Regions from separate parts of the Mus musculus genome. Here all the other regions are linked to region 2. A link is a loop called in an ENCODE intact Hi-C map of the cell type or tissue named here. Cell type or tissue: heart. All regions are shown on one strand. Links, peaks and the distances in the headings refer to the core of each region. The heading gives the core; the rest is flanking DNA.

Region 1 (6,327 bases), core at 892-5,891, 360 kb before region 2:
TTATAAATTCTATTTATAGAAGCAGAAAAATAGCTATGAATTTTGTAAAGTCTTTAAGCTTTTCTTGTCGCAGAACATGTAAGATACCTAGCCAGATTAAGTGCTTACACATACAAGTCTGACGGTCTGAGTTTGATCTCTGGAATCTACAAACAGATAGAACACAACAACACCACAAAGTTGTGCTCTGGCAAACACACACACACCCTCTTACCACCACCACCCCCCCCACACACACACACACACACACTAATGAGACCTTTGTGAAAGCACAAACTTCTGGAACTTAAATACTACCCATTATAAGTACCAGGTACATTATAGGCCCACAACAATGCATTGACATAGAAAGCCTTATTTAAGCGCCAACAACCTTGAGGCAAGACACTACTTTCACAATAAGGAACCCAATTCATGCCTAGAAGCTGACTTAAAATTAGTATTGTTTGGCAATTGAATGGCTATGATTTTCAAGGACAGTCCCTTAGCTGCCAGGATAGGACACTTATAACCCTAAACACATAACTTCCATGCTTCTATAGAAAAGAAACATTTTAAAAACTCGTTAAGTCACACGCTCTTAGTCCCAGCACTCTGGAGGCAGAAGCAGGTGGATTTCTGAGTTTGAGGCCAGCCTGGGCTACAGAGTGAGTTCCAGGACAGCTAGAGCTACACAGAGAAACCCTGTCTCGAAAAACCAAAAAAAAACAAAAAAACAAACAAAAAAAAACCACAAAACTCATTAGTCTTATAAATGTCATCTATGTAATTGAGAATAAATAACTTCATAAAAAGCAGAAAAATGTTTTAAGAGCTCCCAAACACGATACCCACAACTAAAAATTCAAGATGAAAGTTGCACAAATCGTTTTTAAAATATTTCAAAATTTGCTCAATATTTGCTACTTATAGAAAACATTTAAAATGCTTCTGCAACACAAATATTTTATTAATCAAAAAGCTGGGCAAAATATCTAGTGTCTGAACAACCTAAGAAATAACTACTTCTGCTTCAATCTTTGAATTTTAAGTTCCAGAATCTTTTCTTACAGAAACATTTCAGCCCTTAGGCATACACTATCAATGCAGAGATACTATATACTGGTGATCTAAACTTTATTAAATTCTGATAACAGTACTACTAATAATACTCCATTATTCTTTTCTAAAAAATGCATAACAAGTATTTCTCAGAGGACAGACTCTATGATTACCAATACGACTTAATTAAATTCTATAAATTCTGCACAAGTCCTGGTAAATTATATTATTGATGCATAACTCATATCCTTACCTTAAACCCCTGTTAGCCTAATAAAAGACACAGCAAATTCAAGGATACCAAGCATACACTGCAAATGTGGTACATAAACTGAAGATCAGCTCATATCCACAACACAGGAGAGCTAACAAACCACTAGTTATAATATGGCATACAATTCGATTTACAAAGCTACTTTTAAAAATATTCTCTGCTTAAGACCATAGTTACTATCTATTCAGCATATTTAAAACATTGTTAGCATTTGAAAACAGAAGGACGAAGAAAATATGAGATTTTCAATTCAGATTGACTAAGAGCCAGGTACAAATGAAGGATCACCAATAGAGACATTCTAAGAATCATAAGAGACAGGTATGGTGGCACTCAAGAGTCCTGGAGACTGTCAAAATTTCAAGGCCAACCTTGCCTATTTACAAATTTCCTCACCTTTATCCCAGTACTGGGGAGGCAGAGGCAGAACGGCCTCTGTAATTCAAGGCCAGCCAGGACTATAGAGTGTCTAAAAACAAATAAGCAAACAAACTCAAGAAGGGCCATTCCTTTCCTGGGAGGACTGGAGTGGGGGATGAGGGCAAGGTGTGGGCAGGGGTGGAGGCAGGGGTGATATGATATTGAATTTCCCTTTTATCTACTCCAAGCTACCAAAAGCATACAACAGCAACAGTGTTTGTATAAAAATAACTATTATACAAAGCTCAATAAATGATAATATAATTGAAGATATTTAAAACAAAGCCATTACCTTGTTTGAAAATTCAGAACCTTGAATTTAGGTTTTCCAAACTTGAACATTTATTTGCATAATGATAGAAGACTAAAACCATGACATTTCCTCTTACTTTAAATACTCCCTAACATTTTTTAACCTTGGGATACATTTTCCTGATAACACACCTACATATCAGATATAGTTTTGATAAATTTAAGAATTCACATTTAATATAATTGACATCAAAAACTAATGTTTTACTAATGTAATAGGAAATCTTGCTACTATCTACATTACAATAAAACAAATTCTAAGTACATTTTATTGCATGAATCTGGGAATATGATAAAAAAGCGATGCTGTACATCCAAAAGAATTACCAATCAGAGCAATGCTGAAAGGAGACAGTGAAAATAATTGTCTCAAAAATTAACTGAGAAAAATCCAATGCACTTAAGAGCCTCCTTTTATTCAAAATACTGTAACAGAGTCACTTCTTTAAAATCAGGACAACAACAAGCAAAAAAAGAATACATATAGATAGGTAAATAAATAAAAATAAGCATGGGTCTCCAATTTATAATGATAATCTTTTTATGATTTTCTATACATAAAATATATAAAACTGATAATTAAAATTATCTAAACTGTCTACAAAACAACTTAAGCAACCAATTTTACTTAAAAATATTTTTCTTAATATCTGTTGTGTTTAGAAATAAACTTCTCAAATACAATCCAGTTATGGGGAATCCACCACCATAAACAATGACATAATCAACAAAGATATTCCAGAGATTGCTAACTCAGAATCCTAAAACAGTTTAAAGGCCTACGGAAAATACGAATAAGGATTTTTAATTCACTAAGAATAGGATTTTGTTACTGTTCTTATATACAAACAACTGAATGTGGCCAGGGACTAGAAGAGGAAACTTCATGTCTGATTAAAGAACCAGGGATCAAACTGGAGAACAAGCCGTATCAATAGTAAGGATTACTCTTTTAACTTTTTCTTTCTGGTAATAAAAGAGGCGCCCTAAACATAGGTTAAGTGTCTAAGTAGAAAGAAACATAAAGAAGTCCGTTGGGATGGGAGGGACTACAGAGCATCCATCAACATTTCCTTGAAAAGGCCTGCCAGGCTTTCAGAAGTTACACTTAAATAATGTGACCCTTTCCTGAGAGGACAATAAGGAGACAGATTAGACCCTTCAAGAAGTGATTCATCCCTGGACACGCATGGCGACAGGGGATCCTACATAAAGCCTGGACCTTGTGTGTTTGCTTAAGCCGCAGCACAGTCTCTGTAGCCCTTTAAGTGGGAAGTCTTTTTAAGGTAGCCAAATATCACAGGACAAGTGACTATGGCAGGCTCCTAATGGAGTGATAAACACACACGGCTCCAAGACCGTAGGCAGCACCTGCTCTGCTCTCCTCTCCATGTCTAACCAAAGAACGATCTGTGCATGATCTGCCTTGACAAGACCACTCATCTGACTTCCATTCTGAAAAATACTTAATCCCAAGAAGTAAGATAAACAATGGAAAGCAGGTTTTAGGAGGAAAGCCACTCACACTAACAACTCCAGAGAAAATGCAATCTGAAAGAGGCCCTGCGCTCTGCAAGCACACAGAGAGAGCTCTTCTCTCCCTAACAAGGAGGCTGGAGTAAAGAACAAGGGTCCATAATGGCCACAGATTACACCCCCAGATATAAAATCACTGAGGAGGGGCCTCAAATTTTAAATAACCACCTACTTCCAAAATCTCAAAATGAACCATTCTAGCTAGAGTGCAAATAGCCTCTGCCACCACTGTCTTTCCTTTCATAAGGAGGGGAAATGGCACGAGCAGGGCAGCGAGGGCTCTCTGGCTCCTGCGAACCTCTGCTGGCTCCTCAGAGTCAGGTGGCACCTCCACTGGCGCCAGTGCGCTGCGCTTCCCCCTCCTTCCTGCAGATGGAGTTAGAGAAAGAGACTGCGTAGGGCCCAAGAGCATCTCAGGCTCTCAAGCAGACTGGCAGGAAAATGAAGCCACAGAAACCCCGTGCTTCCAGAGGGGGGGTAAAAGGCAAATGTAGATGCTGCTGCTTTGAAAATACCGTAGAATTCTAACCTAGTCACTGGCCCACCATATTTTCAGTAAAACACACAAAAGCTCATGAGAAATGGCTTTAGATAACTACTGACAAATCAAGTTTAAACCCCACCCTCTTTCCCACAGTCTATGTCCCTAATAGGAGGCAGGGTGGTAAAATGCCCTCTCCTGAATGAATTTATATTCAAGTTGCTCTCCGTCTGTAGCGCCTTGCTGTTGCCTGGAAACAGGAAACCCTTCCCACCTACATGCTTCCTGACTGCTCCCCCCATGTCTCCCTCTTCCAGCTCAGTGAAGGTACCTGGCCACGCTTCCAGATATTGTTTGTCTTAAAGAGTGACTCTATACAACAGAGCAGCAGCGTAACTGCTCAGACAGCACACTAACGAGCCACACAAAAAAGTACTGATAACGAGCTTATTCAGTCAGAACCAAAGACGCACACTTTAATACCAAAAGAGTTTAAAATAGCACACGTTCATTGTTCATCAAAACAAATACGCTGAATAAAAACAAACAAAAACAAACAACCCAGAAGTGTGGGATTTGTGTAAGCCACTCTGAAAGCCTTACTTCCTTGGGACAAGGGAGGGCATGACCCGTTTCCCCGGTGCCTCCTCACGGCTCCCAGGGCCAGCTGTTAAGCCTTTATCGAGTCCTTTCCTGCGTTCTACTCCCTTTGCTTCCAATGCACTTCAAGCATTGATTTTCATCCATCATTACTACATCAAAACAACGACTACATCGTATTATCAATTACTTAGAAAACATGGTTGTGCCAAGAAGTAGCAAAGCGATCTGCACATCTCTTAGTACTCCTTGTCACACTATTCCTATGCACTAGCAGCCAACAGGGCAGGTACTATAATCTTCCCACTTTACAGGTGATGACCCTGATGTTTAGACAATTTGAGTAATGTCCCCAAAGACTAGTAAGCCTTCAGTGCCTTCTAGGAAGATAGCAGAACAATTTTCCTCTCCAACCCTTCCTTCTTTCATTTTTCTGACAAATACATGGACCAAATGCAGGCTTCCCTCTAGCTAGCTGAGTCCACTGGGCTCCACATCCAAACCAACACTACACTAGAGTCCATCTGTCTCACCTTTACCACAGGCTAGGGCCTTAAGGTTCCATCCTGGTGTTTAATTAATAAGGCTTACAAGAAACAAATATATGTTTTTCAGAGATGTTGTAAAAATAAGTCTCTTCAGGCTGAGAATGTGAGTCTATGACTCCACACCTAGCAGGCACAAGGACCTGAGTTTAATCAACAGCATTATAAGAACAGACCAATTAATGTCTTTAAGGAATTTTAGGGGAAAAAAGTAACAAGTTAAGTTTTGGTCGTCTTCTAAACTACAGACTTAGGACCCTAATGCTAAGACAAAAACAAACAAACGAAAACCAAAATAAAATGGGTAACTTCACAGATAGATCAATAAATCAATTGACTGATCAATCCTCTGAATAGCAAGTTATACCTTAAAACTACTAAAACCCAGTAAATTTGAATCACAGATTTACTCAGTGTCTAATTTTGTTCAATTAACATTCCCTGTTTGGGCTGGAGAGGTGGCTCAGTGGTTAAGAGCATTGGGTGCTCTTCCAGAGGTCCCGAGTTCAATTCCCAGCAACCACATGGTGGTTCACAACTGTCTGTAACTCTAGTTTCTGACACCTGCACACAGATAGACATGCAGACAAGTACTACTGAACATAAAATAAACAATAAATTTTTTAAAAAACCTTCCCTGTTAACAATTCTATAAATCATTTTAAAATTAAGGATTTTCTATATGTACAACAGAAAACAAGCTACATATACATAACTTAGACCACACAAAGACTTCAAAAGAAAACTAAAACTCACGAGTTGTCCCAAGGACAAAGACTTGGTGAATCCCTAAGCCAGAATTAACAACCGTTGAGTAATTTCAGACACTCTATCCTCTAGTTAGAAGTGGAGGCTAGAAAGATGGCTCCATGATTAACAGCACATACTATTCTTATAGAGACCAGAGTTCAGTCCCCGGCACCCTTGTGAGGAGGCTCATAACAACCTTTAACTCCAACTCCAGATGATCCAGGGTTCTCTCTGGCTCCCATGGGCACCTGCACTCACCTGCACATACCCTGACATCGTCCCCCCCAGCCCTCCCCCAACCCTACTCCACCCCACACACAAGCATAATTTAAATAAATTATTTTTGAAAGGAAATTACTCTGAGATAC
Region 2 (6,327 bases), core at 497-5,496:
GGGGTGGTTCCCACTGTGTTGTTCCAGACTGAAAACCAACCGTTGCCCAGGGAGCCCTTACAGCTTCTGAGGCAGCCAGCTGACTGCAGCCTGTGAGCTTCAGGATGCTCATTGGCTTGGCATGGCTTCTGACTCTTCCACAAAATATTTAGAAAATATGTAATTTTTTTAAAGAGAGAAAAATAAAAGCCAATTTGTGGTAACAGTAATCTTCTACGTGAAAGATGATAGTATATTTGCTTACCCAATATTTTATCTCACCTCCTCTCTTTCAGGCTGAAAAGGATGAATCCTGCATTGTATGATGGTTTGCCTTTCCCTAGTAAAATGCCAAATGTGGTTAATCTATTAGGATTTGTTTCATGTTGCTTAGTCAAAAATAAAATTAAATAAATCTGCGGGAAAAAAACTATTGTTTTTAAATATATTTTTGAGTGGGATAATTAACTTATTTATTTATTGTTTTTTTTGTTTGTTTGTTTGCTTTTTGTTTTTTGAGACAGGGTTTCTCTGTATAGTCCTGGATGTCTGGAACTCACTTTGTAGACCAGGCTGGCTTTGAACTCAGAAATATGCCTGCCTCTGCCTCCCAAGTGCTGGGATTAAAGGTGTGCGCCACTATGCCTGGCTATTTATTTCTTTTACCATTTATTTATTCACTTTGCATCTGATTGCAATCACCCCTCTTCCCAGTCCCCTCTCTTATGACCCCTCCCCTCCCCATTCACCTTTCCCTCTGAGCGGGGGTGGGGTGGGGCGGGGGAGTCTCCCTTTCTTATCAATGTACCCTGGCACCTCAGGTCACTGCAGGTATATCCTCTCCCACTGAAACGCATTTATTTCAGTTCCTAGTTTGTATTGATGATCTCTCATTTTTATTCTGAACATTCTTCAGCTGATCTTAAAGATTATTGTTGTGGGGTTTTTTTTCTAGAAATTCTCAGAATCAACTGAGATTGATATTGAGATTTAATAGATAAAATTTTCAAGGTCAGAGGATTTTTTAAGTTACGTTTTGATGGCTGTGGTTTCTGGTTTTATAATATAATTAATTAAAAAATATTGTTCATGTTATGTTTCTTCATGTACTTTATCAAGGTATGCCTATTTTTGCCTCTGAATGTAAATTCTAGGCAATTTTAATAAATAATTTTGTTAAATTGCAGCTGGTTTAAGAGATTGTGTTATACACTATTATTATTTATGTATTTCAATTTTTCTCTAAATTAATTGTAATTCTTTCTTTATGATTATGGGCTATATACTTTTTCATAACTTTCTTTTAACCACAAAACACAACATATGGAAAAATTCTTAAGATGTGCTTTATTTAGATGGTTTGGGGTCTAAGTTTCTCTTTTTTTATTTAAGAAAATTTCTGTTCTTTTTTATAAGCATTTTCTTGCTATTTTTTGTCTGTCATCCATCTTTTTTTTTTTTTTTTTTCCTGAAATTCTCATCATTCCTGACTTACTTTTACTTTTGTTGTTGTCTTTGGGTGTGGCAGGGTGGTGGTTTTATTTATGTGTGGCAGGGTGGTGGTTTTATTGGGATCAACCCTAGTTTTCCCCTTTTATAGAGAGTGAAGACATTAGTTGACTGATGGATTCTGTCCCAGTTGTCTAATTTATAATATTTAAATGTCTAATGTTAAATGTTTAATGTGACATTTAATAGCCATTATTGTTGAGAAAAGTGGACCAAGATTCATATAAGAAAGACTACGGAGAGAGTTGACCATCCCTTTACAGAAGTGGTTGGGAAAAGCCACCCAGAATGTGATTTTTGCACAAACACTTCAGATTGGTGAAGGAACGAGTGTTTTGGATAAATGAGGCAAGAATGTTCCTGGAACAGCGTGGGCTGAGGCCCGGCAGCAGCAGAATCCCCATGCTTGGATGCCTGATCACCTTTTACCCTTCCAAACCCCAATGATCCTTGACTATAATGATCTTCAGGTCTCTGATGTTTCAATGTGAACTTCGTATTCTACCTCCAGGTCCTCAGATAAAGATCTCAGCGATAGCTTTGGGCTGTTTATCCAAAGCTTTACGGCTACAGGGGACATTTTTGTTGTTGCAACATACACATTAATGACTAACGAGTATTCAAAAGGCACAAAAACATCCACTCTCTGTATTCAGAAATGATAGGATCTTTTGAAGCCATTTGGTTTAAACTAGCTTTATCTTTTAAAAGCACAAATCCTTAACAAACAAAACAGAAAACTGTATGGCAAAGAAAGTAGCAGGAAAAGAGAGAAAGCAAGGATGAGTTTAATTTGTAAACGGAAGGGCAGAATTAAGGATGGTAACAGCGAAGGGACAAACTTTGTATCTCTACGGGGGAATTACTTCTGCCTTCTCTACGTAGTTTATTTGAAACACTTGAACTTCCTCTTTCCCTTTTCCATTTTCCTCTTTACGTCTCATTTTCTTGAGCCCAGCTGTCACAGTGAAGTCTGCCTAAGTCACAATTCATATGGAAAACTGAACCGTGCATTGTAAAATAGGACACAAAACAAAAGACTTCATCGGAGCTGAGCTCATCGCTCTTACACAGACCAGCGCAAACCCTTCAACAGTGTTCCGCACAGCCTGGGACGGTTCCTGCATTCTTAGTGTGCTACTGCCCCCTGCTGGTCATGCGGCAGCATTGACTCCAGCCACGAAACCTTCTCCAGTAAGGAAACACTGCGTGTTTCCTGCTCGCTCTCAGAAAAGTTAATGAAGATTTGAACAGACCGGTTCAGAGACTCCGAATAAAAGAAACGATTAGAGTTTCTGTCTTGTTTGGGGGCGCTTTTCGTTTTGGGTTTTGTTTCGTTTTTCTTATGAGTTCAGTTCCCCTTTCAAGTTTGTGAGGGAAGCAAAACACAAGGTCAGTAAGGTAACGTAAAAACAACCAGGAGATTAAAAACTAAGGCGGAGGCAATAGAAGTACAAAAGGAGTAGGCGACGGCGATGTCCACGCAGCAAGGTCAAGGCAGTCAGTCCCATAAAACCCTGTCGCCTTCCCCTAGGTGCTCGAGCAGAAGCACACTTCATGGAGGAACCTGGGTGGGTCCTTTGTGAGGTTCGGTTTTGCTGCTGGATTTGGTTACAGATGTTTCTCAAAGCGATTAGGATTTGGATTGGGGCCTCTACGGCAGGTCCCCGGCACACAACCCATGGATCTCATTTCCTGAGTGGTTCTTAGACATCCAAACAGGTCAGGGTCTCTTTCTTGGATGTCAGCCAGGAGCAACTGCGAGGACCTGAGCGAGCTTAGGTGTTGGGTGTTATCAGTTCCAGGCTTCCACGCCCTGACTTGTGTGGGTTCCTGCAAACCAGCACCCAGTAGGCTGAAGCAGCAGGTACCAGGATCCGCCAAGTGGCCTGAGGCTCTGCGGATGCTAGAGCCTTACTCAGCATTTGAGCCAGCTCACTGTCTTTCTCTGTGAGTCACATGGTTAGAGCCAATTCTTCCGCCTTCTGCCTATTCACATCCTTATTACATCAGTGTAGGGTACCTGAGGAAGGCTCGGTGTGGGAAATTACAAGTTTGACTCCTTTCCACAGGCCTGATGACAGTGAAGCCCATGTTCAAAAGAGAGCTTACACTTAGGATTCTTGAATAAATACCAGTTTACCATTGTTTTACTGTGCTAAGTTCACAGTTTTCTGGCACTCTCTTCTGTCTTTGGGGGCTGTTTATAACCCAAGTTGTTACCAATTAACTGTCTTACTTAATTTGTAAATTGCATATGTAAATTGTATATCTTTTTTTAAAAAAAGGAAAAAGAAAAACTGTAAGCATTCAATGGTCCATAAATTTCTATAAGTTGGTGAGCCACAAATCTTCTCTCTAAGCACCCTACAGGATGTACTCCAGTTAAAGTTTTATATTTTTTTTTCCTTCTGAGGTTCAGGGACTCACATGCTGACGATGCTGGAACTCTGTCATTGAATAACATCCATGCATAGGTATGCATGCACAGTGCCCATACATGTCAAATATCATTTAATTATGTGCACATATGCTTCAATGTGTTTATGTGCACCATATACATACAGAAGCTCATGAAGAGCAGGGTCTGACTGGATAGTTGTGAATCTCTGTGTAGGTATTGCAAATTGAACCCGGGTCTCTGCAAGAGCAATAGGCAGTCTTAACCACTGAACCATGTCTCCTGCTCCAGAAAATATTTTCAAAATCATCTTTATGATGCTTACTTTTAAATAGCATCCCCTCTCAATTCAATTTGTTCCAGGGTTCTAGGTGTTTAAAAGTAATTTGTATCCGAGAGACTGATTTTTATAATTGATGCAGAGGTGTGCTTATCACCCAGAGCTCATTTGTAACTGGAAGGGTCATCTGTTAATCATGTCACGTCTATTTCATATTTACTGTGAGTCCTTATGACCACTGGATTAGGTTCAAAGCTAACTTTAAAGCTCACGCGTACGACTGTGAGTTGCATTTGCTCAAGTTCCAGGAAATCTCACTTGCAGAACAGATCAGGTCTCTGTGATTGGGCCTTTCGTACTTTGCCTGGGTTTCTATTGCTCAATTTTCTCTTGACATTAATGCTGCCGACTGGAATGAAGGTGAGTTACAGTCCGGGTTTGCTTGTCTGTGTCCTCAGCAGCCTGCTACAAGAGGTACAAGGGGCAGGAGTGGGTGAGCAGAGCCTCACACTCACAGGCTCTGCTCCTCCCAAGGACAGAAAGATGCTCTTTGCCTGTTAGGGACATATTGCACATTAGCCTGTCCCCTCTTGTGACAAAGCAACTCTTCTCCTAAAAGCAAGAAACAGCATGGGCTGGAGAGATGGCCCAGTGGTTAAGATCGCTGGCTGCTCTTCGAGAGGATCTGTGTTCAATTCCCAGTTCCCACTCGACAGCTCGAAACTGTAACTTATGTTCCAGTGGAATCTGACTCCCTCACACAGACATGCCTGCAGACCAGACACCAATGCACATAGACATAAAAAATAAAAAAAAATTACTTATGTAGTCTGTATAGTGATATGCATGGCAGCTGGGGCTACATGGAAGGCTCTCTCAAAACTAAAAACATTCTGATTTCTCCTCTGGCTGAGGGGCTATTGGCAGTTGATAGCAGCTTGGGGAAGGGAAGAGCCGCCTTCAGGGTGGGACTGTTCGTCAGTTCCCTATGTTTGAAGGTATGATTATCCCTTTTGACTCAATAGTTTATTAAAAAAAAAAAAACCAAACCAAGAAGACGTGAAGTGGGGAGGGTGTTTGGTGTGGAGGAGTCTAGGGGGAGCAGGGACTGAGTCATAAGATATGGATACGGTCAAGTCATGTTATATACATTTATGAAATTCTTGAACATATTTAAAAACTTCCATTGATCTGGGAGGTAGCTCAATGATTGACACTGTGCCCTATGTACACAAGGCCTTGGGTTTTATCCCCAGCACTGCAATAAAAACAAACAAATAAACAGAATGGAAAATAGAAATGTCCCCCTATTGTTTTGTAGGATGTTTCTTCCAAAATTTGACTGAATGCTGATCCAAGCAGCTTCATGCAAGAATGCGATGTGATTCCAGTTATTTCTTTGGTGATAGTTACATACCCAGACTCCAACGAGTGGTGGATAATTTTGAGAAAACATATTTTATACTAATCTTAAGGTTGTCTTTCAGGTCACCTGGTAAAAGAACGAAGCCACGGGCAGCTGAGGATGGGCCCTCTGTGAAGTTCTTCACAGCCTTGAAACACTCGTCAATCACTCTAACTTCACCAGGATTTTGTCCACATAACTGTACTTTATGCATGGTTTAAGGGTAAACCAGTGTTCACATCACACAGCACCTTTTGTAGTCAGAAGGTTCTCCAGTTCATGAGAATTCCTGACCATTCTCCTTTCAGCTAAAAGCAAATACAGATTGTATATATATCACACAGTAAGGTAGGTTGAGCATTGCAAAGAGAAGCACAAATAAAGTGTCTAAATATCTTAGGCATCATAAATTTATTTATTTACTCAGATAACTTCATGGATAGTGAATTTAATTTACTTGCTGTCTTAGTTAGGGTTTTACTACTGTGAACAGACACCATGACCAAGGCAACTCCTATAAAGACAACATCTAATTGGGGCTGGATGACAGGTTCAGAGATTCAGTTCAGTATCATCAAGGCAGGAGCATGGCAGCATCCAGGCATGCATGGTGGAGGAGGAACTGAGAGGTCTACATCTTCATCAGCAGGCCTTTAAGAGAAAACTAGCTTCCAGGCAGCTAGGAATAGGGTATTAAAGCCCACGCCCACAGTGACACACCCACTCCAACAAGGCCACACCTCCTAATAGTGT
Region 3 (6,327 bases), core at 892-5,891, 690 kb before region 2:
AGTGTGCGAGGAGGAGAGAGGGATCAAAGTGGCAATCTATCCCTTTGGGCATCAGTATTCATCTCGTCTTCTCTGGTGAAAGGTTAGACCTGGGACAAGGTCGAATTGAGTCAATGTATTATCCTTTCCCTTATGGCAATTTTTACCCAACAAATATATTAAACACCTGTAATGTGCCAGACTCCATAAGGCTGTAGAAAATGAAATGAACTAAATGCGATCCCACCTCATGGAGTTCACACTTGAGAAGAGGAAGCATATGGGCATACAAATAAATTTAAAATTCAAAGGCGAATACTCAGAATATTACAAGTAGCATTTAGAAGCCAGTGACTAGGAAATCACAACCAATAATCCGTTTAACAAATACTCGTTGAATGCCATGTATAAGCCAGGCATTATCCTAGAACCCAAAGAGAAGGTCGAGAACAGGGAAGACATGGGGCTTGTACTGTAATGTGTGAGAACAAACTAAATTGCAATGGTAGATCATTGCTATGTTTTAAACAAATAAAAGCTAGTCTGAGGAGGTAGCTCATTTTGTAAAGGCACTTGTCCCCAAACCTGGACAATTGAATTCGATCCATGGGATTCACATAGTGGAAAGAGAAAAAGAAATCCCTCACACACATTGCCCTTGGACCTACACATGTGTACTAACACACACACACATATACACACACACACTACACACACACACAGAGTCAGTCAGTCAATCCATCTACATAAAATAAAGCATTGTGAGATAAAACAAAACAAAACAATGTGGTTAAATTTTGGAGAGGCAGAAGGGCCCTACTCTATGAGCTCAGAGTAGAATGATATGAAGCGCTTTTGAGACTGTCTGATATCCAAGGTCATTTACAGAAAGGGAAAAGCCAGGGCTGGAACTGGAGAAAGGAGGAGCTGAAAGGTTCGAGCCCCATGGAGAAATGATGAAAATGTGCTGTGGTGGAGCCGGATTCCAGCGCTGTCTGAGATACAGCAGGGTAGGCAGCAACCGGAGGGCACATGTGTTCATTGCTTCTCTTGTGTCTATGAGCAGATACAAAGACAACTTAAGGAAGTAGTCATTGTAGTTGATCACTGTTTGAAGGAGGGTATGGGAAAGTATGGCCCAGGGAGTGTAGGGGTCTAGACACCCATATATGAATGTATGAATAATACTGTGTCCTTCATCAGAAAACAGAGAGTGTGCATGCTCATTATTTAAATTACGTGTATGGGAGTGTCTGTGTGTGCCTATGTATTCATTAGACTTAAGTGCCAGTGGCATCAGAGTTACAGGAGATTGTTAGGTCCCACAGCATGGGTGCTGGGAACTGTGCCAGTTTCTCTGCAAGAACAGGAAGCCCTCTTAACTGCCCAGCCATTTCTTCAGCCTCCCTTGATTATTCAGCCAGAGACCTCAACCCATGGAATGATACCACCTGCCTTCATGACACACCTCAGCTCCTCCTTGGTTAAACCTCTCTGGAAGCAGACACATCCAAGGGACACACAACTCCCAGGTCATTCCAAGCCCAGTCAAAATGACCCTGAAGATAAACCCCAGCAGACTACATTCTGGCTATGGGAAAGAACATCATCTAACCAAGGCAGGACAGCCAGGGCTACACAGAGAAACCCTGTCTCGAAAAGAAAAAAAAAAAGGAATATCTGATTTACATTTTAAAAGACCAATCTGGTTGCTACAGTGGCAAGTGAAGCCCCTCTTTGGGGAAAGGTGGCAGTAAGAAACTGCCGACAAGATATTTTGGGTATCCAGGTGAAAGCTGATGAATGGTGGCTTGTCCCCGAGAGGAGCTGCAAAGATGGCGAGGAAGCGACAGATGCAGACTATTTTGGAGGTAAGCCAACAAGAATTGGAAGGGGATGGAAGATACTATTTCTAAATAAAGAATACAACAGTTCCTATCTTTAGTTCAAAAGCCTTTTATGTCAAATGATATAGCAGCTAATAGATCCACTCTAAAAATATACTTAATGTACATTTATGCTAATATTAAAGTTCTTTAGGCCTTTAAAGTTTTTCTATCATAAAAATAGTGCATGCTTATGAAAGAAAAATTCCAGATACAGAAAAACAAAAGTTAGAATATTATATATATATATATATATATATATGATACAAGTTTTTTTTTCTGAAAAATTATGGTTTGATCTTGCATTGTGAGGGCGCCAAATCAAATTCCTTTCTCTTTCTCTGTCCCTGTCCCTCCTCTCCCTCTGTCTGTCTGTGTGTGTCTCTCTCTGTCTCTGTCTCTCTCTGTCTCTGTCTCTCTGTCTCTCTGTCTCTCTCTGTCTCTCCCCCCCCTTCTGTCTCTGTTTTTTTTTTCTCTCTCTCTCTCTCTCTCATTTGAAAAACTGCAGTTTAACCACAGCAACACAATAGCTTCCTGTAGATCTATTTTGTGTATCAGAGATACCTTCCCGGGGGGCAGACTGGGGCTAGTGGAGTTCCACCTCTCCCAGACCTTAACTTAAGAACTTCACTGGCCTGCTACACAAATCTATATCTATTCCTGTTTTGATGGGGAGGAGGAGGAGGAGGAGGAGGAGGAGGAGGAGGAGGAGGAGGAGGAGGAGGAGGAGGAGGAACCCCAGTTATTGACAGCAACATTTGCCTGAGCAAGGATGAATAATTCAGGTCAGTGGGGGAGCTAGTTGGAAAACCTTTTAAAAGGGCAGTCAAGCCTGTGTTTAGAATCCAGCTGATGTGTGGCCTGTTTCTGTAGGAGGGCCCTTGAGTTCTGTTATTTTTAATGCATTTGCCCTATACCCCTCCGCAAACTCACCCATGCACTAGGTTCCCTATTTGACCTTGTCAATTTAAAACTTAGGATGCGGTCGATTGCTGCACGGGATTGGCGAGAGTGAGTGGTTAGGGGACACAGCAGGGGCACGGGACCCTAAGGTCCTGCGCAGAGAGAAGAGCCGAAGGCTAGGCTGGTCTTTCAGCAGCGTCCCATCCCAGGCTGGTGAGGTAGCGCGAGCCAGTGAGCTGTAAAGTGGCAGGAACCTCCGCGCAGCATCCTCTCCCCTGCCGCGCGCAGTAATGGATCTCTGCGTCCTAAAAGAGGAAGATAATACCGGGTTTAGCTTATAAATAGATGGTTGTATGCTCTCCCTGCGAAGCATTGATTGAGACAGCCAAGCTGACTATTGATCTAATTTTAACTTACATTTTAGCCCTCACGCTCCCGCCTTCCTGTCAGTGCTCCGGTGAGTGACCGGCATTAGCCAGTGAAACCGCTAGAGGGCGAGCCGCTTGCCTCCTGGGCTCTATGGGTCTGGCCTCTATTTATGCAGACTAAACAATGCTAGCCTTCATCGAATCTGAAAGATAGGAGTTTGCTTTTCTCGCGCTGGGATGACCTCATCACTGATGAAAGTCAGAGAAAAGCATAGAATTGGACGACTGGCAGCAGAGAGAGATAAAGCTTGCAGTTAACCTCCTCCCACTCCACCACTTCCACAGAACACCAGGCATGTGCTTCCTACCCAAACCTGGTGAAACAGTGAGGGCAGACGAAGGGAATGAGAAGTTCTCGCAGTTGTCACTCCTGTGAAACAATCACGGTGTAAAAAGTTCATACTGCCTATGCCCTGCCTTTACTGAGATGTCACTAAATGCCAGTACGAGGCCGACCTCCAGGCAAGTGACTTAATTTAAAAATATATTATTTCAGGCCAGCCTAGGCTAGAAACTGAGACCCTGTCTCAAAACAGCCAAAACAAACAAAACACTATATATGTGTGTGTATTCATTATTTCTAAACATAATTCATATTGTCAAGGTTTAATGAATACCAGCAATTTCATACTAGTGGTTTATGTAGCTCAAATCTTGTGGTATTAATAGGGTTGGGAATTGAAGCCCACCACTTTCTCGTTCATTACCTTTTGAATCATGGAGTATTGGATACAATGTGTGGGGGTGCCAGCTATGATCAGGTTAGGCTGATCTAGATCAGGCTAGCCTATGGGCATGCCTGGAGGGGCTTTTTTCCTACTTAGGTTAAATGGAAAGACCCAGCTCGGTGTACACAGTACTATTCTCTGGCATTTGGGTCCTAGGCTGTATTAAGTAAAGCAAGGAAAAAACCCCACCAGAAACAGAATGCATACCTCTCCAGACGTTCCCACCTCGCCCTGAGCTTCCTCAGCATTTAGACCTGCCTTTCCTGATTGAATAAAACATTATTCGTAAGAGCTAGTGGCTGCCAAGCATCTGTTTCAGGTCAGGCATTGTGCTTGCCATTATAATTACATTCATTACCTCATTAAATCCTCAAGAAAACCTATCAGATTCTATTATTAACTCATTTTAGAGCTTAAGAAGCAGGCTACAGTCTTTGCCTAAAGTGGAGTACCTAGAAAGGGACAGAATCCTTGTTGATTCTGTGAGGGATTGCCTAGATCAGGCTAGCCTGTGGGCATGCCTAGGAGGGGCTTTTTTCTTTCTTAGATTAATTGGTGTGGAAAGACCCAGCCAACCGGCCCGCTGTATGCAGTGTCTCTGGGGTTGAGTCCTGGGCTGTATTAGAGTAAAGCAAGCAAGCACAGGTGAATTTATTTCTCTCTGCTCTAGACTGCGGATGTGCTCCGACTAGTTGCTTCAAGCTCCTGCCAGTGTGACTTCCCCCCAAAATAATGGACTATAAGCTGGAATTGTGAGCTAAAATAGGCCCTTTCTCCCATAAGTTGTTTTTTTATATCGGGATATTTTATCCCAGCACCAGAAACGGAAGTAGGACAACCATCATGTTGCTAGGTAGCCGGTTAGATATTAGCAGGATGAGAGGACATTCAGGCTGGGCTACCTTCTCAGAATCAGCAACGTGGAAAAGCAAAGAACTGGAGCTTCCTCACCACATCTCTGGCCCTGGTGCGATGCTCTGAAATGCCAGGATATGATTAATGGGTAACCGTGAAAACCTGGCTCAGGAACTCTAAACCTTATAAGGTTACTGTATAGCAGGAAACCTTCTGATAAAGAGCAAGTCGCCACATAAACAGTCACAGAGGCACACACCTATGATCCAGTTCTCAAGAAGAGACAGCAAGAGGACCGGAAGTTTAAGGTCATCCTCAGCTACATAACGAATTCCAGATTGAAGCCAGACAGAATGCATGAGACCTCGTCTAAATGAACAGGAACAAGGGTGCACTAATACCCGCTCCTGTCAGAGTTGATCCAAGGATCATCAAAGAACACACCCAGGAACAAAAGTAGCTTGTCATCTGGTTCTGTCAACTAAGCTTTATCAAAACACACACACACACACACACACACACACACACGCACGTGTTGATCCAAATGAGCCTGTCAATCACCTGGAAAGAAAAAGATGTCTCTTAGGAAAGCTGACTGTTCCAGGGGCTTAAAGTTTGTGCACTTGTCTCTTTGGTTACTGTACTATTAGCATTTCTCTGGAATAAACTGTATCATCTTCTACCCTAAACTGTGGGTCACCTTTGAATTCTCTCCATGGACATCACAAGAGAAGTCCCCGATGAGATCCTGATGGTGTTGTCAGGTATATTAAGAAACATGCCTACCTGTCAAAACTCTGCATGCCTAAGCGGAAGGGTAGTGTGTGAGAAGGAAAGATGGAGACCTTGTAGTTAGAGTTGCCAAGCCCAGACCCAAACCTGGGAAAACTTCAAAGAAAAAGACTTCAGCACACATTATCATTGCAGCAGCATCCGTGGAAATAGCTGGACAATGTAGAAATATTGTCATTGAAAGGGAAGATCTTTCTCAGTTCTCTGTTCAACCAAGAGATGCTTACAGTGAACTGGCCAGTTTGGTGGAAAGAGGAATACTTTACTAAGTTAGAGTGTCTTATCTCCTCAGAGAACCTCATGAGGGAAAGAGGTTATAAATAAGAGGGGGGGGAACCCCATTCACCGTTATAATTTGTGATGAAAAGAAAAGGTTTGGCAGAAGGAGCCAAAAGAGGCTAGTCTGAGGCACTGACATTCAAACAGGGAGCTGAACATGTGTAGGAGATACCTGGTCAGGCTGGGAGCTAACCTTGGGAAAGAAACAGTGTTGGGAGAATGTGATTGGATGAGAGAGGAGGATGGACAACTCAGGGTTTGTTTGTTTGTTTGTTTGTTTGTTTGTTTGTTTGTTTAAAAAAACCAGGGTGAAATAAACATCTTCAATGCAGTAAGAAATCTTTAAAAAAAAAAAAAGATGTAGACAACAGACACAGTAAGTGATTTATGATTTAGGAAAGTTGCTTTTTCTGAAGCCAGGAGAACATTTAGGAAGTGGGACCTGGAGAGACATTCAAGAAGTTAATACAGTCACTG

The links. Peaks named below come from ENCODE experiments on the same cell type or tissue, not always from the same donor. Only the 100,000 strongest peaks of a DNase experiment are listed, where the experiment ranks them.
Region 1: it touches region 2 in a loop (5-fold over the local background); 29 of 42 quality-filtered maps call a loop at or near these places.
Region 3: a loop joins it to region 2, with 11 times the contacts of the local background. A loop is called at or near these places in 9 of 42 quality-filtered maps.

The regions. Positions count from the first base shown.
Region 1 is chr16:50,377,205-50,383,531 of GRCm38, forward strand. The region is part of intron 2 of Bbx (bobby sox HMG box containing); the gene reads right to left. Among named protein-coding and RNA genes, the nearest start is that of Bbx, 52 kb to the right of the region's middle. In heart, for the core only: a CTCF peak has its summit at 3,942; a DNase peak (open chromatin) is centred at 3,947; H3K4me3 peaks cover 995 bases; H3K27ac peaks cover 557 bases.
Region 2 is chr16:50,734,332-50,740,658 of GRCm38, forward strand. No RefSeq gene overlaps it. Among named protein-coding and RNA genes, the nearest start is that of Dubr, 4.7 kb to the left of the region's middle. In heart, for the core only: no CTCF peak of the experiment used is centred there; DNase peaks (open chromatin) are centred at 2,600 and 3,340; H3K4me3 peaks cover 1,778 bases; H3K27ac peaks cover 1,708 bases.
Region 3 is chr16:50,042,968-50,049,294 of GRCm38, forward strand. Gm4827 (predicted gene 4827) reads right to left here. Exons shown (of 4, transcript NR_045935.1): 2 at 2,799-3,073. Among named protein-coding and RNA genes, the nearest start is that of Gm32101, 3.5 kb to the right of the region's middle. In heart, for the core only: a CTCF peak has its summit at 3,251; a DNase peak (open chromatin) is centred at 3,254; H3K4me3 peaks cover 796 bases.